Linked DNA regions of Homo sapiens: region 2 is linked to region 1. A link is an interaction called in ENCODE POLR2A ChIA-PET data of the cell type or tissue named here. Cell type or tissue: GM12878. All regions are shown on one strand.

Evidence for each region. ChIA-PET counts read pairs that join two places held together with the same protein. Peaks named below come from ENCODE experiments on the same cell type or tissue, not always from the same donor. Only the 100,000 strongest peaks of a DNase experiment are listed, where the experiment ranks them.
Region 2: POLR2A ChIA-PET joins it to region 1 with 6 read pairs; 2 of 35 experiments call an interaction of 5 or more read pairs at or near these places.

Annotation. Positions count from the first base shown.
Region 1 is chr19:39,400,171-39,404,170 of GRCh38, forward strand. It overlaps MED29 (mediator complex subunit 29), which reads left to right. Exons shown (of 4, transcript NM_017592.4): 4 at 1-471. Among named protein-coding and RNA genes, the nearest start is that of ZFP36, 4.7 kb to the right of the region's middle. RefSeq lists enhancers at 1,653-1,872, 3,133-3,640. In GM12878, no CTCF peak of the experiment used is centred here; DNase peaks (open chromatin) are centred at 1,521, 2,153, 2,491 and 3,863; H3K4me3 peaks cover 2,533 bases; H3K27ac peaks cover 3,726 bases.
Region 2 is chr19:39,704,549-39,708,548 of GRCh38, forward strand. LGALS14 (galectin 14) reads left to right here. Exons shown (of 4, transcript NM_020129.3): 2 at 2,049-2,125; 3 at 2,630-2,840. Among named protein-coding and RNA genes, the nearest start is that of LGALS14, 2.1 kb to the left of the region's middle. RefSeq lists an enhancer at 1-79. In GM12878, no CTCF peak of the experiment used is centred here; a DNase peak (open chromatin) is centred at 1,552; H3K4me3 peaks cover 1,462 bases; H3K27ac peaks cover 3,759 bases.

The DNA.
Region 1 (4,000 bases):
GAATTCAAGACCAGTCCGAGCAACATAGCAAAAGCCCTTATCTGCAAAAAATTCAAAAATTAGCCAGGTGTGGTGGTGCGTGCCCAGGTTCCCAGGTACTCGGAGGCTGAGAGGTGGGAGGATGCCTTGAGCTTGAGAGGTTGAAGCTGCAGTGAGCTGTGATCGCACCACTGCACTCCAGCTTGGTTCATGGAGACCCTGTTTTTTTAAAAAAAGAAGTGGAGGTGTTTACACCAGCAAAATACTCATTTTTTAAGTGTAATTAAGTTGAAGATCAAAAAATGGAAATGTATAATTAAATCATACTTAGCAAATCTAACACATGAAATGTAACATCTGCATATGGAGAATCGTGTTACTTTATTGAAAAACATTAAAAGTTTGAGAACTTAAGTTGGATTGTGGTTTCGTGAGCATTCATTATGGTTTATATATGTTCCATGTATTTATTATTAAATAGATGACAAGGGTTTTCTTATTCTTGTTTATATATGTTTGAGACCAGTCTCACTCTGTCGCCCAGGCTGGAGTGCAGTGACGCCATCTCGGCTCACTGCAACCTCCGCCTCCTGGGTTCACGTGATTCTGCTGCCTCAGCCTCCCAACTAGCTGGGATTACAGGCGTGCATCACCACACCTGGCTAATTTTTGTATTTTTAGTAGAGACGGGGTTTCACCATGTTGGCCAGGCTGGTCTTGAGCTTCTGACCTCAAGTGATCTGCCCGCCTCGGTCTCCCAAAGTGCTGGGATTACAGGCACAGGCACGAGCCACTGCAGTGGGCCTTTTAATTTTTGTTTTAATCCTTGACAGAGGTCAAGGAAGGCCTCACTGAGAAGGCGATATTAGAGCAGCCCCGAAGGAGAGGGAATGAGCTTGGGGACATCCACACATCCAGGCAAGAGTGCTCCAGACAGAGGGAACTGCAAGTGCCAGGGACCTGGGACAGGAATGTGCTGGGATTTATGGAACACATAAAAAGGAGGCTTGGGCACAATGAGGGAGCAGGGATAGGAGAGGAAATCCAGACAGGTCACAGAGGGCCTTGGTGAGGACTTGGGTTTGCTAGGTAACTAAACCCAGAGGGAGACTACACAGTCTGGTGCACACTGCATGCTCCAGGGACGGGGTGTACGTGAGGTGCACAGCCACCACAAAACAGACCGTGGGGACTCCAGCACACAGCATGTCTGCCCCACTGCAGAGCTAACCCACCATCCTACAATCATGGTGCCCCCAGGGACCCCATCCCATTGACAGTCCCACAAACATACTTTCAGGGAGCAACCCAGCCACATGAATACACAAACAACCCTCTAACCACCACTTTACCAGATAAGCTATCTCTCACCCCATCGCAGACTTTGCCCATCACAGGCTGACTCAGCCCTGTCCTTAGCCCAGCACTATCAGAAGCAGCCTCATCGGCGCTGCCCCAGCTTCTCAGGTACTCATGTCTGCACGTCTGCTCTGCCCACAGAGGCCGACACAAGAACAGTGACATGGAGGGGGGAGCTCGCCAGCTACTCTCCCCATCACGCAGGCTGTAGACGTCAGAAACCAAAGTTCATCGGTTTCTCTGCCTTGTGACTCGGGCCACAGGAACTGCATTCAGACGCCGGCCTGCTGTGGTCTGCACATGCAGTCTCAGACACCCACGACAAAGGACGTGGACATATGTGAACACTTCACACACCCAGGGACTACACACACTGAGCCACAAAGGCCTTGCACACGGCCACAGCTGCAGAGTCACAGATGCTGACACAGCTTCAAATGTGTGTGCCGGGTGTGGTGGCACGTGCCTTTAGTCCCAACTACCTGGGAGGCTGAAGTGGAAGGATCGATTCAGCCTGGGAGGTCGAGGCTGCACTCCAGCCTGGGCAACAGAGCGAGACCCTGTCTCAAAGCAACACACACACACAAAGTTGTGTGTGCACACAGCCTCAGTCACAGGGGAGGGCAGTCATTCCCTCACCCAGGCACCTGCGCGGAGTTACACACACTTAGTCACTGCAGATCCCACAGTGGCTCAGAGCTACGCACAGATATGCAGGTGGGGATGAAAATCTCATGTTCTTAAGAATGCCGCCTCAGAGACAAATTGCAGTACAGTTACAACAGAGCATCCACCCCACACCCAGAGATGGCCAAAGTACACACGGTACAGTCGATCACACAGGCGGTTTCACACATTGATTCACACAGCCAAGTCATGCGGGATTGTATGCACACAGCCTTCTCACAGGAAACTGGGCACACTCGTGTCCCTCACGTTCCCCCACTGCATACCCAGGCACACAGGCTCTCGCAGCCCCAGATGCCAAGGCGCACACCTTTGCACCCGCAAGCACACATACTGTTCACACAACCGGGTACACATGACGGCTAGCCCAGGCCCGCCGCCCACGCAGTCGCAGGCCAGGGTACACACGGCCAGCGCCGCCCTTGGCCACGCCCGCTCAGGCCCAGGCAATCGCGCCAGGCGCACACACGGCGCGAGCACACGTGCCGCGGGTACACGATCCCCAGCTCGCCCGCGCACTCGGCCAGCTCTCACACCCCCGCGTTTCCCGTCCCCGCTTGTTTTTCTGGAAACTCTGCTCTCCCCTCCCCTCCCCCTAGGCCGGAAGTGTTGGCTGTATTTTTAGCCTCTCTGGTTTCCGCCCCTTTCCTTCTTTCCCCGCCCGCCCAGGACTGGCCCCAGCGCCCCGCGGGGGGACCCCGGCCATCCCCTTCCCCACCGTCATTCCAGAGGGGATTCCCGGCCGCCGCTGGGGCCGCGGATTTTCCCGCTGGCTACGTAGGGAGCAGGGAGGAGTCCTGCCATGAACTTCCTTCTGGCCTGGGACGCCCGAGATCTGAGGGGAGGGCTGAGGGCCTGGTCTCCTGGATCTGATCGAGGACAGGCTGGGGGTCTCCCGGGTCTGAGGGAGGAGGAGTTAGGGGCCTGAACCGCTGGATCTGAGGGAGGAGGAGATGGGGGCCTGGACCCCTGGGTCTGAGGGAGGAGGGGCTGGGGTCTCGGGGGACCTGAGGATCTGAGGGAGGAGGGGCTGGAGGCCTGGACCCCTGGGTCTGAGGGAGGGGGGGTTGGGAGTCTCCCGGGTCTGAAGGAGGAGGAGTTAGGGGCCTGGACCCCTGGATCTGAGGGAGGAGGAGCTGGGGGCCTGGACCCCTGGTTCCGAGGGAGGAGGGGCTGGGGGCCTGGACCCCTGGATCCGAGGGAGGGGGGTGCTGGGGGCCTGGAGTCCTGGGTCTGAGGGAGGAGGGGCTGGGGACCCAGGGCCCTGGGTTACTGCGAGGGAGGAGGGACTGAGGCCTTGGCTCCTGGGTCCCCCAGGTCTGTGGGTTTGGGGAGGTGGAGGACCAGTCCTTCTGCGAGCAAAGCATCCCCCTCCTTTGAGAGTGGCCCTATCCCAAAAGTCCTGACTCTTGGGGCCGATGACTCAGCAGATGGGAGAGAGGAGGGGGACAGCCTGACTCAGGGATGGGAAATGCTCCCGGTCTCCAGGGAGTAGAAACTGGAATCCCTCCTCCAGGATTGATCGCAGCCCGAGCTGAGCCGGGCTCCGCGAACCCAAGGATGCCCCCAACCCCCCTTTCCCCGCCTCAATCCTTTAAGCTGCGTAAGGATTTGGAGATCGGCCTAGAGGCGGGTCCCAGGTCCCCCTCCTCCCCCCTTTTTCCCCGTTGTCCTCAAGGCTCTGTTTACAGGAGACGGGAGCCCTGGTTACAGGAGAGGAACCCGAGTGTCCGGGCTGAACCTCCTCGTCACGGCTTCCAGGAAGCCCCCACTCCCCCGCCCCTTGCGAGTGAGTCACGGGCGAGCAGGAGGCCACAACCGTGCCAGAGCCGCCCGCGGCCCGCCCAGCTCACGAGACCGGCCCGGGAAGGCCCCTCAGCAAGCGCCGCACCAGGGATTCCCCCCCGCCGCTCTCGGACGAAGCAGGTCGACGTGGAGCCTGGCAGAATCTCCCCACCTTAATACAAGCCCGCAG
Region 2 (4,000 bases), 300 kb after region 1:
TTGAAAAGTCACAGCCTTCAATAATCTCAAGTCACATAAACCAAGAAAGAAACAGGGGAGGTTTTCTGAGTTGAAAATATGAGCATTCCTACTGTGAATGCATTACCGAGAGTTGTGGGTGTGTAGAAGAGAAACCCTGAGGCTGTGGTATCTGAGATGATTGTGGGTGTAGGCTGTGGACCCTGGACCAGTGTAACCCTCTGTGAGGGTGTGGTGGTGTCTGATGAGAGTGAACTCTGCTGAGATTAAGTGACTTTAGGTGGGAGGTGGATGACCCACCAGGACCGGCAAGTGTGTGAGTGAGTGTAAGGGGGTGAGTGTGCTTTGTCTTCCTGTCTGTGATGTGAGTGTGTGTGGGCACAGCCAGACCAGTGCATGGTCATCTTTATGTGCACAGTGAGCAGGTGTGTGTAACTCAGTGAGTGGCATGGCTCTGTGTGACTATGGGTGTGTGTGCTGGGATGTGACTGGGTATTGAAGGGAAAACATGCACGTGGCCTTCTGTGCATGTGAAGGTTCCTCCCCACACAGCAGCACCTCTGATGAAGCACCTGTGTGTCTTTTCATGTGTGGCAATGTGGATCCCAAGTGGCTTAACTGGTGGGGATCTTGGGGATTGTGAGTTACCAAGGACTCGTTTCAGATCACTTATGAGAGCGAAATATATCATCAGTAGATATCTCTTCCCAGTAAGAGTGAGGAAAAGGAACGCAGATTATGGGAGAGATGGTTCCTCAGGTGGGGACTGCACAGAGTGATCACTGGCTTTTGCCTCCCAGGCTCAGCTTCCCTGTCGCTAGCCCAGCCTGTTCTTCCCATTGTGGAACAGGCGAGTGTGAAGATACTGATTTGCCAGGGAAGAATATTAGAGGCCGTGGTTAAAGAGACGGAATCAAACAAAATATCCACTGTAAGCTCTGTCTGAACTGAGACTAAACTTGTTCCTCCACTCATGAAAGAACAAGCTGTCTGAATTCAGACAGTGCTTACTGTGGACATTACTCAACAAAGCAGCTGGGTTCACTGGTTCATGACTATAATCCCACCAATTTGGGAGGCAAAGATGGGAGGGTAACTTGAGGCCAGAAATTTGAGACCGGTCTAGGCATCATAGTGATATGCTTTCTTTAAAAATCTTTAAATATCTGACTGGCAGAGTGGCAGACACCTTTCACCCCAGCTACACAAGAGGGGGCAGATGTGTGAGGATCACTGCAGTCCAGGAGTTCGATGTTTCAGTGAGCTGTGATTGCACCACTGCATATCAGCCTGGGTGACAGAGCAAGACCCTATCTCAAAAATACAGAAAAATCATCAACCACTTGCAGTCGTCGTAGAAATCAATCATTCCCTCCAGTTATGTCCCTGACCCACAGGCTTCATTTGTGCAAGTACTGGGGCTGTGCTGTCAGTAATGTGTGCCGCTTCTGGGAAGGACGTCCATTGCCCTTGATGATTGTGGTGCGTGTACATCCCACACACAGGGGTTTCCTGTTCTTTCGTCATTTCCCTTTCTCTTTCAACAAGTGTTGTTTCTCACTGGAGTGAATTTTTAAATTCTTTCACCCTCAAGTCTTGTTTTCATTTTCTGAGTTGAAAATAAGGCAGGTCAGTGTTTCAGGAGGACTCCCCTGTTCTGTTAGGTCACCCCTAATTGACCCTATACATGCCAGGGATTAGGGTAAAAGTTTTACCTATATTAACTCCTCTATTACTGAGAACACCCTACAAAGTAGGAATTCCTGATAGTCCTCCTTGTCCTGGGGAAACTGAGGCAGGGAGAGGTTAAGTAATAGATCTAAGATTGCACTGCTAGTATAAGGCAAAATGAGGACTGGAATCCAGGCATCCGGGCTCTTGAACAATTGCTCTTACCTATGGATCCACCATATCTTCAGGAATATGGGGCCCTGACTGTGGTAGGGTGAAAGGGGAGAGGCCTCAGAGTCTGACCTTTGATCTCTAACCTCCTGCACCATGGGAATCTGTTACATAGGGGAGGTTACACCTTACCCTTTAGCTCTCACTCACTCTCCATACCCTGGCAGGTACCATACACACTGCCTGTTTCCTTGCCTGTTGGTTCGTGCGTGATAATCACAGGGACACCGATCCTCACTTTTGTGTGAGTACTCCATGGTCCAATGGAGGGGGTGGAGGAGAGAAGGGAGAATATTTGCTAAGGGTTTAACCTTATGTGTGAGTGATGTGGAAAACTCTAGTTGGCATAATGAAGGCCTCATGCAAGTGCAGGCCCTGGAGACCTTCCAGCAACAGACATGAGACCTGTAGAAACTGCATGCAGGCCAGCCACGGAACCTAGGGGAGGAGAACACTCAGTGGGTTTGGGTTGTGGCTCTTTATTAAAGGGCATAGAATTTTCAGGAAATGAACAAGTCATAGGCCCATGTCACTGACTGGCGCTCAGTTTTTGTCTGGGGATGAGGAACACAGCATCTCCCTGCCTGGGGGCATGAGGAGCTAAAGCGTCCCCACAGGGACCAGGACTGCAGTATCATCGGGGAGACTTTTTGCCCTGGGTAAAGGGGGGAAGGGATTTGTGTGTGTGGCGAGTGTGTGTCTGCACAATGGGGGGACCTGCCCAACATGCTGTGTGCTTTGACCTCAGCAAGGACCCACAGCTGGAGGTGAATTTCTACACTGGGATGGATGAGGACTCAGATATTGCTTTCCAATTCCGACTGCACTTTGGTCATCCTGCAATCATGAACAGTTGTGTGTTTGGCATATGGAGATATGAGGAGAAATGCTACTATTTACCCTTTGAAGATGGCAAACCATTTGAGCTGTGCATCTATGTGCGTCACAAGGAATACAAGGTGAGTACTTCAGGATCTTCCAGCGCTGGAGCTCTGTGGGCTCTTAGAGCAGGAGGCAGCTTTCATTGACCTGGTGCCACCAGTCCCTTGGGGCCCATCTTCCATAACTATTCCTGTTTCAGGTTTTCATCACAGAGCACCCTCTGCTTGCACTGCCATCCTCAGCTCTTTCCCAAATCTGACCAAGATCAAGGTCGGCTCACCTGCCATTTCCTCCAAAGTGGAGAATCTCCTCTGTCTTTTCCCATAGTGCTCATTTCTACTTATGCCATTTTTAAAATTTTCATTTAGCTGAATGTATACTATATACTTAAGAAAAAGGTGGTTTTAATCATTCAAAAATTATGTTTCAATTTTGGGCCCAATTCTACTCATAAGAACACCATTACTAGAGTTCTGCTCTTCTTCAGAAAGAAACTTTTTATTTTTTTATTTTTTTGAGACAGAGTCTCACTTTGTCATCCAGGTTGGAGTGCAGTGGCGTGATCACAGCTCATTGCAAACTCCACCACCCAGATTCAAGCAATTCTCTTGCCTTAGTCTCCCAAGTAGCCGGAATTACAGGTGCATGCCATCACACCTTGTTAACTTTTGTATTTTTAGTAGAAGAAGAGTTTCACCATGTTGGCCAGGCTTGTCTTCAACTCCCGACCTTGTGTGATTTGCTCACCTTGGCCTCCCAAAATACTGGGATTACAGGCATAAGCCACCGTGCCCAGCCTTTCAGAGGAAATCTTTTCCTATGGAAGCATGTAGATATGTCTATGATTGCATTTGTTTTTAAGCAAATCCTGGTGTAAGTTGCTCTACACATTACACTTTAGCAACTAAGTTGATTTGTTGTCAAAGAATATATCTTGAAGACATTATCAATCCACGGTGCCGCTTCAGTTTTTAAAGATTACATAATATTGCATTAAAAAGTTTACCCAAAATTATTGAACTTGACCCTTTTTTGGGCATTAAAGTTGTTTCCAGTATTTTGCTCTCACAAATGATGCCGTATTAAGTTTTATAGTCAATCCTCTTGTCATTACTAATTTCCCAATACTTATACTGGAAGATAATTAGAAAAAAATGAAAAAAACAGCTCAAAAATGTGTAAATTTTAAATTTGAAAAATTAACACTAAGAAGGTGACTTTCTCTATAGCCTCGACA